3 separate regions of the Homo sapiens genome follow, and all the other regions are linked to region 2. A link is a contact called in ENCODE Hi-C or POLR2A ChIA-PET data. All regions are on one chromosome and are shown on one strand. The core of a region is the stretch at or near the end of the contact, and the rest is flanking DNA. Distances in the headings are between cores, read along the strand shown.

Region 1 (4,850 bases), core at 1,110-3,609, 87 kb before region 2:
TGAAATGCCTTTTTTCTGCCCTGTAATGAAGAGTGTTTCCGAGGCAAATTCCAAGTCGTTGAGTTACTCTTCCACAAGCCAACCATTAAATCTAAGAAAGGGGAGGTGGGGAAGGCATCAAATAAATTTTGAATACAGGAGAGCTTGGTATTGAGTACCTTCAGAAGGGCAGTATGTTGACTTCTTTTCTCTATATAGAACCTGAATTTGCATTGCTCCTGCTTCTATATAAAGCTTTATCTTGGGCTTCATAAAGAGTAGCTATTTTGGGCTAGACACAATGGCTCACAGCTGTAATCCCAGCACTTTGGGAGATCAAGGCAGGAGGACACCTTGAGTCCAGGAGTTCCAGACTACCCTGGGCAACATAGTGAGACTCCATCTCTACAAAAAAATTTAAAATCAGCCAAGTGTGTTGTCACTTTCCTGTAGTCCCAGCTACTCCAGTGGCTGAGGGGAAAGGATCACTTAAGCCTGGGAGGTTGAGGCTGCAGTGAGCCAAGATTGTGCCACTACACTCCAGCCTGGATGACAGAACCAGATCCTGTTTCAGAAAAAAAAAAAAAGAAAAAAAAAAAAGCTATTTTGACTAAACTAGTAACATTTCTCAGGGTCCAAACCTTATGGAACAAAGTTATGGAACAAATTTTCTAGAAAGATCTAATATGCCTCCTCTGACCCTTACACTAAAGACAACAACAAAAAGGCCAGGTGTGGTGGCTCACGCCTGTAATCCCAGCACTTTGGGAGGCCGATGCAGGCAGATCACTTGAGGTCGGGAGTTCAAGACCAGCCTGACCAACATGGTGAAACCCTGTCTCTACTAAAAATACAAAAATTAGCCAGATGTGGTGGTGCACACCTTTAATCCCAGCTACTCGGGAGGCTGAGGCAGGAGAATCACATGAACCTGGGAGGCGGAGGTTGCAGTGAGCCAAGATCGTGCCACTGCACTCCAGCCTGGGCGAGAGAGTGAGACTCCATCTCAAGAAAAAAAAAAAGAAAGAAAAACAACAACAACAATAACAACAAAAAACCCTAAAACATAAAACAACAAACAAACAAAAACACCTCACATGTTTTCTTGAAGGAGTGAAAGTACGAGTTACTGAAATTCATAAGGAAGCATGCCCTGGCTCCATGTCTGCTCCAGTGCTTTCACCCAGGAAGGGCATGGAGTCCAGATGGGGCTTCAACTTGCATCCCAGCTTTGCAGTCCCATCAGGAGGGGCAACAACACTTTGTGTCCATCACAAAGCTTCATACACCCCTTCACTTCTGGTTCACATGAGTGACAATACATTTTCTTCACAGTTCCGGTTCTCAGGGCTTCACATTCTCGTGACTTCAGAGTTTAAAGGAAAATAATCAATGGGCAAGTATGGTGGCTCATGCTTGTAATCTCTATAACCTTTGGGAGGCTGAAGCAGGAGGATTGCTAGAGCCCAGGAGTTCAAGACCAGCCTGGGCAACATGGCAGTACTGCATCTCTACTAAAAAATGTATAAAAATGTCTTTAAAAAAGTAAAAACAAAAGGTAAATAATCACTGAAGCAAAATTCTGGTGGAACCATTAATTTGCTTGTGAATTTGGTATGAAAATATTCCCCACAACCCACAACCTCCTTTTTAGCATTGTTTTACTGCTCCCACTCAATAGTTAGAAGGATCCCGTTTCCCAGGCACTGAGGTCAACGAATAATTATTAAAACACCTAGAATATGCCCAGCATTGTGGTAGGTACTGAAAGAAACTTGGAGAAGTATAAGGCAATGAATGCCCACCCTCAAAGAGCTTAAAATCTGGTTGGGCAAACCTAATTACTGTGTGGCCATAAAATAATATCTAGTAATACAAGGAAGCTCAGATCTTGGTAGGGCCAAATAAGAAGTGAAGATTCTTTCTGTGTTTAGTAAAAAGCCTGACAAACCTATTTTGTGCTAGGACTGGAAAGGCAGAAAGGAATTACTCTCACCTCCAAGTACTTGAGGAGCTAGAATTTACTATTCCTGGATCCTAAACATTTTTACTTCAAGAATCAAATCAAGAGTCATATATTAGCTTTCGGATTGGTCTCTTTCTAATGTTATCTATCCCCAGTCCTATCTCTAATCAGCCATGAGTAAAATAGCCCGAGGAAAGTTTGCAGATGATGGAACCAAGATATTCCCTTGAGTATGTAGGCAGTGGCAGATTTGGTTCTTGTGTTTATGCCTGGTTGAGAAAGACAGAAGTCTACCTGGGGTGAAAAAAAGTGACCTATGGACTGAATTGTTACCTTTGTGTGGCACATTCCCTGTTTCTAGGGCAGCACCGGAGACAAAGAATGCATTTATTTTGTGGAAAGGGATGGGGGCAGGGGAAGAAACAGAAACCAGAGGATTGTGCAATAATGGCATTTTCAAATCCCTCCAGAAAGTTTATGTTTCAAGTCTTTTGGAAAAGTGAAGCATAGCTACTTAAAAAGAAGCAGTTTACTGAGGACCCCAGCCCCAGTTCTGCTGTGCAGGATTTTCCTTGTTCCTAGGCGTTCTCATACCTTCAACCCCAGCTGTTGGGGCAGGCAGGCTACTGTGTCTGGAACCCTGCCCCGGACAGGCCTATGCCTTTCCCCAGCAGAGACCGCAGGCCTCAAATAGCATCTAGGTGTCCAAATGGAAGAATGAGAACAAGGACGGGAGTGAAAAGAAACAGTTTGCTGGATCTCAGCAAAAGAAAGTACAGTGATTTCTGTGTCATCTGCAAACCAGACTGGACTTCCCTTGTTGAAAATCATTCCCAAAACAAGCCCCTTCCTCGGATGGCCAGTGAAAGGGTGATATTAAATGCACAGTCTCATGAATTAAACGTAATTGTGGGGCACAGATTTATCATGCAAAATAAAAAATGCTTCTCACCCACCTAGGTAGTGGGAAAAGTGCAAAGATTGAGTGTAGTGCTGATTGGAAGCCTTTACATCCTGCTGCTGGCTTAATCATCTGCATATTTTCCCTCATGCCAGGGATGATTTGATAGGATATGGTTCAGAACTCTCTCTGGTGCTTAGTAAATCTTTTTGACTGACCGAATGACCTTTGTCTCTTTCCTCTCCTATATTGGAGCCTCAGGAGTGATGGCCTGAACTTTCACCATCAACCTCCCACCAGTGATGTCATCATTCTCTCCTTGCCATCCAACCCCCTGTGTCCCGAATGCCTTTACCTCTGCCCTGTGCTCACAAGGCATCTTCATTCTATTGGACTTTTGTCTTGGCTGTCTGGGCTATCTGTGTCCAGCACACTGTCAGCATTTGGCAAGGTAGAGGCCGAAAGGGAAGACAGCAGTATGGCTAGTGGTTCAGAATTAGGACTTTGGAACGAGACATGTCTGGGCTGGCATCCTGCCTCCATATCTTTACTGTGTAATCTTAATGTCAGGAACCTCAATTTTTTCACTTATGAAATGGGTATATAAGAGCACAAGCCTCAGAGAGCCATGAGATTAAACAAGGACTTACACCACAGAGTGCCTGCCTAGAATAAGCCTTCAGTATACAATAGTTAAGAGGTGAGAGGCTTTCATAGAACATAGGTACCCTTGCCTTTGAAGCCCCTTATTCCTTAAAAAATATTAAAAATTATATTTTATGACCGTGTTGGCAAAAAGATAAATTAATATATTTTGAAACAGTTCTTTAACCTAAAATCTTATTTTTTTCCTTCTGTTCTATAACTGTTGTGAGCCCTGGGCACTGTGTGTCCCATGCCTAATTGGTAGGTCAGCCCTTGGGTGAAAGATTTGTTTTGGAGATCCTTCCCTTTACCTTTCCAGTATCATTAACTGTTTTCTGGAAGATTCAGGCCCTGCAGCCCCTCAGGATATTACTACCCTAATACTTCTCCTTTCTCCCTTCTCTTTTCTTCCAGCCACCCAAAAGGTCCACAGTGTGGAGCTCCCAACTCCCATAGTCCTGCCCCCATCCTTCTCTATTTAAACCCTTGCCTTTATTCTCTACCATTCCCCTGGTTAGGTCTTGTTCCCTTAGAGCTTTATTCTTGTTCTGGTAAGTTGGCTTTGAATTTTCTCATAAGCTATTTGTCCTTGAGGTATTATTGACTGTTTTCCTCCTCTGTTGCTTCTGGAGTATTTGCATCTTGAGAGACTCTATACCATAATTCAAACCATGTATCTAATGAAAGAATTTTAGTCCAGCAAAGGAGATATTTCAAAGCAAAAAGTGATCCTTGAGAATCATTTAGATTGTATGGTGCTGGTGCCAGTAGCTTGGTGCCTACTGCATGTAGGCATTCACAGTGGGCCTCGGTGATATAACTAGATTAAAAACTTCTAGAAGGCAGGGCACAGCCTATCCCCAAAATTCTCTTGGTAAAGTATCATGCCCAGTGAAGTTTTGATGGGTGTCTTTTATCCTAATGGAATCACACATGACTTCTTCTGTCCCCCATCTTAAGGAATCCCTCCAGCTGTGCTTGGTGGTGACCTTACACCACCACACATAGTGCCTGGAACACAAACTTCCCTCCTTTAGTGCTTGTTATTTTCTGGCTTTGGGCAGGATAATGATCTCAGAGATAATCCCATTTATAAAGGAGAAGAAAACTGTGGCCCAGAAAAGTTGAGTATTTTCCCTAAAGTAACAAAACAAATTAATGGAAGAATCGGGACGAGATCCCTGGCTTCCTGAAGACACAGGTGTAGGTACCATTTACCTCTGTCAGGGCCTAGGGTGTCACTTACTACAGAGCACAGGCTGTGCAGTGGGAATGTGTGGTTTGATTCCTGACTTCATTGCTTACTCTGTCTGTCCTTTGAAAAGATACTCAACCTCTAAACCTGTTTTCTCATCTGCA
Region 2 (4,958 bases), core at 93-2,592:
GAAATGCAACATTTGGGCAGGAAGTGCCTGTCCTCACCTAGGTCGTTGGAGTGGAGCCCTTGCCAGGGACCTGCCTTTCTCTACCCAGTACTTTGCTTCCCCCATTCCATGTCATTTAAAGGGACCACACTCTTCCCTTCCTAGCAGTCCTGTATCACTTTGTGGTTGGATTTTATACTTTAGCTTTTATATTGTAGATGGACTAGTTATAATCTACTACATGAGCTACTGGAGACCTCACATTACTTAATTCTGATTACTTTGAAGAGAGAAGTGAATAGATACAAAGAATGCTTAGGGTTATCTCATTTTGTTGTTCTTAAATGTGACATTTGTTATTGGAAAAACAATATGTTTGTTGATACATAACCTACTTCCCTTGATCATTTTAAAAATTTCAATTAACCCTTGCCCCTCACCTCTCAGAAATCTGTATCTCATAACTCTCTCTTTTCACCTGAGCTCCTAGCAGTTTACAGGCAACATGGTCATCAGTGAAATGTACATGTTGAAAGAGAGAAAATAAAAACCCTCCAAGTTAGTCTGTTAAGGTGAATACATATGCTATTGCATGACCAACTAAGATAGATAATGCCCAGACAGGTCATAAAAAAGACACAGGAAAAGGGAACATTGAATAAAATGGTGGCAGCATTAGTTGACTTTATAATTCTGTTGCCTTGTGAAACAGAATTATTTGAAAGAGGTTTCTGAAAATGTTTTTGTTGCTTGTCAAAGCATGGTGCTTTGACAACACAGAAGCTATTTTTATGTAGAAACAGTAGTGAAGGTATCTTCTGTTCACTGCACAACTAAATTATAGCAACTTATCATTGTGTTGCTTAAGGAAACAAACAGATTTCAAAGGTTTATTCTAGAAAACAGTGTTTAATCAATTTCTTATACTGTCTTTGAACATAATCTAGTAAGCAGATGTGGAGTTAACGGCTTATTATGTTCATACTCCCTATATCCATTCAGAGTCTGCCAGGCTCAGAATAAAAGTCAAGACATGTGCACATAGAGACTCTGTAGATGTTTGTAGCATTTGAAATTAAAATAGTGAGAAGGCTGCCTGGGCGTCCCTTCAGACATGGCACAGTGGAGCACAGAGACAGGAAATATGCCAGACTGCCTCTGTAGGAGGCTGCTGTGAACACGTGCAGCAAGGAACAGGGAACCGCTTAATGATTAATCACTGTCAACCTTTGTTCTCGTTAAAGACTTGATTGTTGGACAAGGCTTGTAATGAGGGACTGTTTTGGTGTCTGTTGCTATGAGATTGTGTTCACTGATCCTCAGTTGATGTAAGCCGCTGTTCTCTTTTTGCCCAAGTCGAATGAACTTGAATGAAAATGCTCTCACAGTGCCTGCTAGTGGTGCTTTCAGAGGAGGTTCTGGGCATTCTGTTTACCAAATGCTACTGCAGCTCAAAAACGGAGAACAGGTAACTAAGAGTTTGGCTCAGCTGAATTTTGGCATATGAGATTTATGAAATTTTAGCAAATGTTTTAAAAGTTTGATTCTAAAAGACGTAAATAAAAGTAGATTTTATGGTAGTAATGGAATAAAAACCCTTCAACACACCCACACACCTTTTCTTTTTAACAAGCACAGATATTCAAGAATCAAAATTTTAAATTGTTACCATTTCTCTTGACTTCTATAAATAAAATATTAAATTGTGTTTTGCAAACCAAATTCTTAAACCACCAACTCATGTGAGAGGTGGGAATATGTCTTGGCATTTTCCTAAAGGCTAAGAAAAAAAATTCCATTTATTCTGTCATTGATTACAGCTTGCAGACTTTTATATAACCATTTTTTTGTTTGCTTGTTTTTAGATTCAAGGGGTACATGTGCAGATTTGCTCCATGGTTATATTGCATGATGATGAGGTTTGGGCTTCTATTGATCCCGTCACCCAAATAGTGAACATAGTACCCAATGGGTACTTTGTCTGCCCCAGCCTCTCTCCCACCCTCCCCCTTTTGGAGTCCCCAGTGTCTGTTGTTCCCAGCTTTATGTCCATGTGTACTCAATGTTTAGCTCTCACTTATAAGTGAGAACATATGGTATTTGGTTTTTCTTTCTGTGTTCATTCACTTACAAGAATGGCCTCCAGCTGCATCCATGTTGCTACAAAAGGACGTGATTTAATTCTTTTTTATGGCTATGTAGTATTTCATGGTGTATATGTACCATATTTTCTTACTAATTCAACATTGGTAGATACCTTGGTTGGTTCCATGTCTTTGCTTTTGTAAACAGTGTTGCAATGAACATATAAGTGCAGGTGGCTTTTTGGTAGAATGACTTATTTTCCTTTAAGGTAGATACTCAGTAATAGAATTGCTGGGTCAAATGGTAGTTCTATTTTTAGTTCCTTGAGAAATCTCCAAACTGCTTTCCACAGTGGCTGAACTACAATTCCCACCAGCAGTGCATAAGCATTCCCTTTTCTCTGCAACCTCATCAACATGTATTATATTTTGACTTTTTAATAAGAGCCATTCTGACTGATGAGAAATAGTAAGCATAACCATTTTTGAATATTTTACTGCAATAAAATATCAATGGAACATTTTAAAGGAGGAAAAAAACAGTATTTTTAAACTTTAAAGAATATTTTTCTGGATTAAAGTGACCTTATAAAACTCTGAATTTCTTCTAAACATAATTGCATCATCATGAAATTACTTTTAAAATATATACTTATATGAAAGTACTAATATAGAACAACTAAAACTGTTAGTGATATTCTCAGATTATGCTTACTATCCCCAGGCAAAAATATTTCTCTGTCTCTCTTTCTCTCTCTTTCTAACAAATGCAATCTGCTATAGTTTTTTGATGTGTCTGCATGAAGCAACTTTTCTTGTGTTTTACATCTGTATATAACTTTTTGGTTCAAAATACTATGTGTCTCTATTGTTCTCTCTTTTTTCATTCGCCACTATTCTTAACTCATCTACATTGTAATCAGGGAAGTTGAGTAGGGACTGTTTGTACCTCAAGAAATCTAAAATGTAGCCTCTGTCAGCATCCTATGCCCCTACCTGGTCTACAGGTAACTATGAATGTTCCACTTGATCCCAGAAGTGATTCTGTCTAACCCAAGGACCTGTCTCTTGTTAAGTGTCCCCTACATATAAAAGTAGGAAGGGACTGGGGAATGGCCAATCTGCCCCTGTATCTTCTAGTAGATTTGCTCTAAATCTTCCCACACAGGAAAATCAGTTTTTTATATAAATCTCTAAATAGTAATCCAGTTTTCTTAGAAATAGTCACAGTGTATAACTTGTAAACACTTTAATTTTCAAAGTCTTGCTTCTATGTTTAAATATGTATCCATATATAATTAGGATATAGAATGTAAATTTTCTCTGAACACAGTATCTATCTGTTGAAGTTATGATGGAGTAATATAATTAAGATAGAAAGCAGAAGGTTTATAATGATAATGATAACTATAATTGGTTTGGTCTTTTAAGACATATTACAGTTTGCAGTAAGTAGATCATTCCCGAAGCTCCAAATTGTTCCTGATTCAGTTCATAGAACTGCAACCCTCTAAGGAACATCTTTTCATAACCCACGCCTTATAAATCCTGTTAGGCCTGATTGGTTTTTTATCCTTGACCATAGATACTTATATTAAGGAATACATGACCTTTTTGTAAAATTGGTTCTTGAACAGATGTCCTTGGGCAATATTTCTAGTAGCTGACCTAAAATCCTAGGGCTAGGGGGAAAACGTATCAAAATAAATCACTCTCTACACAACATTGTGAATTATTATTTGCATTTAAATAGAAACAGTACAGCCCTCCTTCACTGTAACAAATGTTTACAGGTAAATAACTGTGCTTTTCCTGGCTTCCCTAAGAAGTGAAGATATATGTCAATGCTTACGTTGTTTTCTTCTACCTTCTGAAGAGCAGTGCAGTAGAGTAGTAAGTACACAGTTGGTTCTACTAATGTTAGATTTGACTGGAAGTTATTCACCACATACCAATAGTCTCTCCTTGATTTCTTTGTAAATAACAAATATAGTTAAATTACTGAAATAAACTAAATTATTCAGATCTTTAGTGCTTTCCCTATATATAAAAAAGAAACCATTCCACTTTATCTTATGACCAGGACCCAGTTAAATTCAAAGATTAGCACCTTCCTGGTATAGAAAGCAATAGTAGGGTGTTTGAATGAATGGCATATTATCTGGGGAAAAGCCATGAACCCAGCTGTCAGATCAAGGTAAAGAAAATACGTGAGAAAATATTTAGATTTAATGAAGATGTAAAGGAAAAGTTGCAGCGCTGAGGTGCAGAAGGACTGCTATACATGCGAATGGCCATCGTTAGCATTAAGTGATTAAAGGAACTGAATTGTTCTTCCTTCCATATGACCTATATGGCTAGTCAATTGCACATTAATATTACATCTAACAATATTATTTTGCCTCCAAAGAACTCAAAATACTTTCATTTAGTTAACTCTCAAAATATTTATTAACATAACACCTTCCCCAAATGAAGTACTATTGCTTACCCAATACCTTGAAAAAAGCAACTTTTAAAAATGATGCTAGAATTTCAGCGGTGTCAATACAGCTGTGTCTTCAGGAAGAAAACTGAAGTGAATACCTGGCAAGGGTTAGATAAATATGATGAACTTCAACCAAAAATCTATCAAGGAAATCATGTCCTGGGATGAGATAATCAAGCTGTTCATTTTATACCAAAACAGCTAGTTGACTCCGTTAGTTTAGTTAAATAATTTTTAGGCCAATTATTTGGCAACATGTACATGAAGCAAATAGTTGACTGATTTTAAATTTCCATGATACTCAGTGGTGTGGCATTTCTCATGCTTGGCCCAAGTTCTGTTAACTTTATGGAGAAGAGGGCTGTTTTTAAAACTTGTTTTTGTTTTTCTTCTGAGGATGGCTAGAT
Region 3 (4,802 bases), core at 307-2,806, 120 kb before region 2:
CATATAACTACATCTGTCAGAGGGAAGTGGCAAATTGAAGCAATTATGCGGCTCATTCTGCAAAGAAAAAAAAGGAAGAGGAGAAAACTGATGGTAAGTGGGAAAAGTTTAGATAATTGTGACTTACTGTATAGATTTATATTTAGATATAACCTGGACTTCTTCAAATAATTTATGTCTACCTATAGTCTTGGATTTCTTCATACTCTAGATCAAAACGTTGATTCCTAGATGTGTTTACATATCACGTATAATTGAGTTCACTGGCACCTCAGTGCAGGTCGGCTTGGTGCCATGCTGGTTTTCACTTAATGGGATTAGTTACTAAAGTTTAGTTCAAAATTAATTCATTTCAACAAAAATCTATTAAGTATCTACTGTGTCCCAAGCTCTTAGCTGGGTGCAAGGAGTCCACAGTTAATTTCAATATAATTTTTTTTTTTTTTTTTGAGATGGTGTCTCACTCTGTTGCCCAGGCTGGAGTGTAGTGGCATGATCTTGGCTCACTGCAACCTCCACCTCCCAGGTTCAGAGATGTATGTCACTATTAGGAATTAAGAATGCAGCCTTGAGCAGCGAGCCAGAAGAATCACTCCTCTAAAGATAGGAAAAAAATGCCAATTTTTAGGAAATAAAGCTACACAAATTGTAAGAAAAAGCTGACCTTTACTGTAAGTAATTATTCAGTTTTGTTTCATTCAGTTATCTATTTCCAGCACAAAAATACTATAAAATCATTACCACGGTTTAAAAAAAAAAAAAAAAAGCCTTGGATTGGGACCTCTCTTCTGCCACCTACTAGCTGAGTGAACTTTAAAAACTTAACATCTCTAAGTATCAGCTTCTTCCTCTGTAAAAGTGTAATAATAAGAAGAAATATCAGGCCTAACTGATAGGCCTGGTGTGAGGATGAAATGAGATAATGTATTGTCTTAGTCCGTTTTGTGTTGCTATAACAGAATACCTGAGACTGGGTAATTTATTAAGAATGAAGATTTATTTCTCACAGTTTTGGAGACTGGGAAGTCCAAGGGGCTGGCATCTTGTAAGGTGCCATCTTGCTGTGTCATACCGTGGTAGAAGATGGAAAGGCAAGAGATAAAGGGGGAACAGAGACAAAGTTATTATTTTATTAGGAACCCACGCCCATGATAACTAACTCACTCTCACAATAACAGCATTAACTCATTCATGAGGACTGTGCCTAATCACCTCTTAATGGTTTCACCTCTCAACACTTGCTTTGGGGATTAAGTTTCCAACACATGAACTTTGTGGGGCACATTCAAACCATAGCATGTTGCTAGTGCAATACCAGGCATTGGGTAAATGCTCAATATGTGTCCACTGTTATTATCATCCCTACTTCTGCTATAGCTGGGCAATCTAATGAACTGCAGAAGCTCTGGATGTAATGCCCTACACATGCCTGCAACTCGACTTTTAGAAGGAGAGTTTGGTTTATTCTCCTAATACATGATAGAGTAGCAAATGAGGAAATAGCAGTCAGTGGTATTTATGACTTTCCATGGTAACCATTTCTGTTTACCCCTCTTAGCTTGAGGAAATAAAAGCAATACTGGCTGGATTAGTTGAAACATGCCACTTACTTTTTACCACAATGTGGTAAGTAAAAGTAGAGAATATTATTATAAAATTTCTATGTATCAAGTAGCTGGACATGTTGAATAGAATTTGAAGGAAAGAAGTATAGACTAATTTACATACAGCAAAACTTCTTTGACTCTTTTTATTTCAGTATAGTATTTGAACAAGAGTTTGACTGCCTTCAAATATATGGGAAGCATGATCTTCTAAACAAATAAATAATCCCAGAATCCTGAAGTACTCACTAATGTTGTATAAGGAGGAAAGCACTAGAATCAGAGACATTTGATATCTTGCCTTAATTCATTAAAAATGCATCAAAAATGTATTATGTGCAAGGACTATTCCAGGCATTGGGGTACAATGAGGAATAAAGCAGGTGTGGTGCCTGCTTACCTGGAACTTTAGTAGTGGTGAGTAACACAATAGGTGAGAAACACAGTAAACAAGTAAACAAAGTAGTTTGTATTTATTTTGTAATAAGGACTTTAAAGGAAAAAATAGAGTCCTGTGTCCTGCCACTTAGCTGTATAATCTTCAGTAAGTCATATTCAGAGACTAATAGAATGTAAAGAAGTCTTAGAGAACCATTACAAAGACCTTATGAGCTATAAAGCACTAAACAACTACAAAGAATAATTGTCAGCAATGTCTAATTATAAACTGTTCTTTCTTTCTTTTTTCTGTTTTCTTTTTTTTTTCTTTTCAATGAGGCAGGGTCTTGCTCCGTTGCTCAGGCTGGAGTGCAGTGGCATGATCTCAGCTTACTGCAACCTCTGCCTCCTGGGCTCAAGTGATACTCCCACCTCAGCCTCTTGAGTAGCTGGGACTAGAGGCACATGCCATCACGCCCAGCTAATTTTTGTATTTTTTGTAGAGACAGGGTTTCACCATGTTGCCCAGGTTGGTCTCAAACTCCTGGGCTCAAGCAATCTGCCTGCCTCAGCCTCCCAAAGTGCTGGGATTATAGGCATGAGCCCCCATGCCTGGCCTATAAACCATTCTTATCTGGTAATATACACAGCCTTTAAAGGTTTCTATTGTATTCTCATACTCCTCATCTGAAGTACAAATATGTTTCTTAAAAACATAAAATATATTTCAATTAATATTCCATATTTTAATATTTTTATTTTCTTAAACTGTTTTTCTGCCAAGTCGATTGACCAAGAGAAGGCTGAATGTTCACACAGGTCTTTCATAGGGAAAATAATCCAGGTGTGTAATGACTGTATACGGGCTACCACTCCCATGCATGAAGACATGTAAATGGCTGAAAAATAGCAGATCTGGGTGCTTGCGAAATTTTAAAATCGATAAGAAAATGATAATAATGACTAATAAAAAATGATAAGAAAATGTAATATATTTTACTTTGCTTACCGATCTACATTCTCCCAAATGGCATTCAACAAAAATTGAAATCAGAATATAGGTTGCAGAACACTGACACAGGAATATATTTATTTTATATTAATAGAATGATTTCTTTTAATGGTTCCTTTTCAATGTGTTCATTATGTTTGAAATTTAAGTACCTTGGATAAAAGTTATCAAGAAATATCTTTATCCAGGAAAGCCTACTTGAGGGCGATGTTTTCTCTTACACATTCTGTATCCACATATCTCCTTGTAGATATCATGCAATGAAGAAGGCACTCACTATATATTATTGAATGAGATGTAACACTTAAGTAGACATATTTTAATTTTTACTCTAATATTGTATCCATAAGCATCAGAAAGTAGCAGTATGTTGGGCATGGTCATCATGTTACAGAATTTAATATAAATGTTATCAAACTTTCAGAAATAGCTCACATTGCCAAACTCAGAAGAGACTAATATATAAGCCCAAATACCACTTGGACTTTTACAATGAGAACTGTAACATACAGCAGTCCAGAACACCCAAATACACTGATGAATTAATCCTTTCCTACAGGTAGAGAGGACAAATTACAAGGTAAGTTACTTGTTAGATATGGAATCAGAGCTACAGTATTTGGTAGAAATATTGTCATGGCTGTTGTCAGAACGCTAAGAACACGCTATATCCATCTCCACTATAGGTTTATGTTTGCAGAATGACTCATATCTGTCTGTGAACAAGGCAAACACACATGAACAGATTCCTATTTTTGAGTTCTACTTTCTTGTTACTGTCATGCTGACCTTTCTGTTGTCATTCACATATTGTTTCTTCAGAGTATGTAAATCAAAGAATTACTCTATAACTTTATAAATGCAAAAATAACTATCTTTGCCAGTTTGTACTTGATATCTAAAATCTAAATGTGGTTAGTTCTGAGGTAATTAGACTTACTAGGGCATGCACTCTGGCAAACTATTGTCTGTCTTGTTCACTGCTGAATCCTTACTACCTTGCAGGCCTGGCACACAATAGGTCCTTAATAACTTATTTGTTGAATAAATGAATTAAAGGGTAAAAGGTACTGCAACAAATGCCTCACCTCATTTTGCATATTCATTTTTTCCTAATTTCCTGCTCATAGGCTAACTTTTTGGAGATCTTTTTCTGCACGTGACATGGGTGAGAACAAAATATGTACGTGCACACACCATGAGCTATGTATTCTATTTCTGTGCAAGACAGATGTGATCCTTGCCCACTAGGAAATTTTTACCTTAAAATGTACAATTCATTGGCTTTTTAGTATATTTTTATTTTTTGAGACAGAGTCTCACTCTGTTGCCCAGGCTGGAGTGCAATAGCACAGTCTCGGCTCACTGCAACCTCTACCTCCTGGGTTCAAGAGATTCTCCTACCTCAGCCTCCCAAGTAGCTGGGATTACAGGAGTGTGCCACCATGCCTGGCTAATTTTTGTATTTTTAGTAGAGACGGTGTTTCACCATGTTGGCCAGGCTGGTCTCGAATGCCTGACCTCAAGTTATCCACTTGCCTTAGCCTCTCAAAGTGCTGGGATTACAGGCATGAGCCACCACACCCAGGCAATTTTTAAAGTTGTGCAACCATCACCACTATCTAATTCTAGAACACTTCTATCACCCTATAAAGAAACTCCACGTCCCTTAGCAGTCACTCCTCATATTCCTGTTTTCATGGATTCCTGTAACTACTAATATACTTTCTGAATCTATCAGTTTGCCTATTCTTGGTATTTCATATAAACGCAATTGTAAGTATGTAGTTTATCCTGGAGAATGTTTC

What was found. Hi-C counts contacts between places; a loop is a spot of excess contacts on that map. ChIA-PET counts read pairs that join two places held with the same protein, here RNA polymerase II (POLR2A). Pooled maps may share reads with other maps.
Region 1: a loop to region 2 is called in a map of PC-9, with 10 times the contacts of the local background. The contact joins two enhancer-like sites. A Hi-C loop is called at or near these places in 7 of 168 maps with a recorded cell type or tissue (CD4-positive, alpha-beta T cell, CD4-positive, alpha-beta memory T cell, CD8-positive, alpha-beta T cell and 4 more) and 11 of 50 pooled maps. POLR2A ChIA-PET finds 5 or more read pairs at or near these places in 6 of 52 experiments (CD8-positive, alpha-beta memory T cell, HEK293, Panc1 and 3 more).
Region 3: a loop to region 2 is called in a map with no recorded cell type, with 6 times the contacts of the local background. The contact joins two enhancer-like sites. A Hi-C loop is called at or near these places in 1 of 168 maps with a recorded cell type or tissue (HepG2), 4 of 37 single-sample maps with no recorded cell type and 7 of 50 pooled maps. POLR2A ChIA-PET finds 5 or more read pairs at or near these places in 5 of 52 experiments (BJ, HepG2, T-cell and 2 more).

What each region holds. Positions count from the first base shown.
Region 1 is chr11:96,096,465-96,101,314 of GRCh38, reverse strand. All of the region lies in intron 1 of MAML2 (mastermind like transcriptional coactivator 2), which reads left to right. Among named protein-coding and RNA genes, the nearest start is that of MTMR2, 170 kb to the right of the region's middle. Within about 2 kb of position 2,359, at least 11 of the 41 ENCODE cell types and tissues checked have a DNase peak (open chromatin) inside an H3K27ac peak, as active enhancers do.
Region 2 is chr11:96,008,600-96,013,557 of GRCh38, reverse strand. All of the region lies in intron 2 of MAML2 (mastermind like transcriptional coactivator 2), which reads left to right. Among named protein-coding and RNA genes, the nearest start is that of MTMR2, 87 kb to the right of the region's middle. RefSeq lists an enhancer at 918-1,521. Within about 2 kb of position 1,342, at least 17 of the 41 ENCODE cell types and tissues checked have a DNase peak (open chromatin) inside an H3K27ac peak, as active enhancers do.
Region 3 is chr11:96,131,510-96,136,311 of GRCh38, reverse strand. The region is part of intron 1 of MAML2 (mastermind like transcriptional coactivator 2); the gene reads left to right. Among named protein-coding and RNA genes, the nearest start is that of MIR1260B, 210 kb to the left of the region's middle. Within about 2 kb of position 1,556, at least 3 of the 41 ENCODE cell types and tissues checked have a DNase peak (open chromatin) inside an H3K27ac peak, as active enhancers do.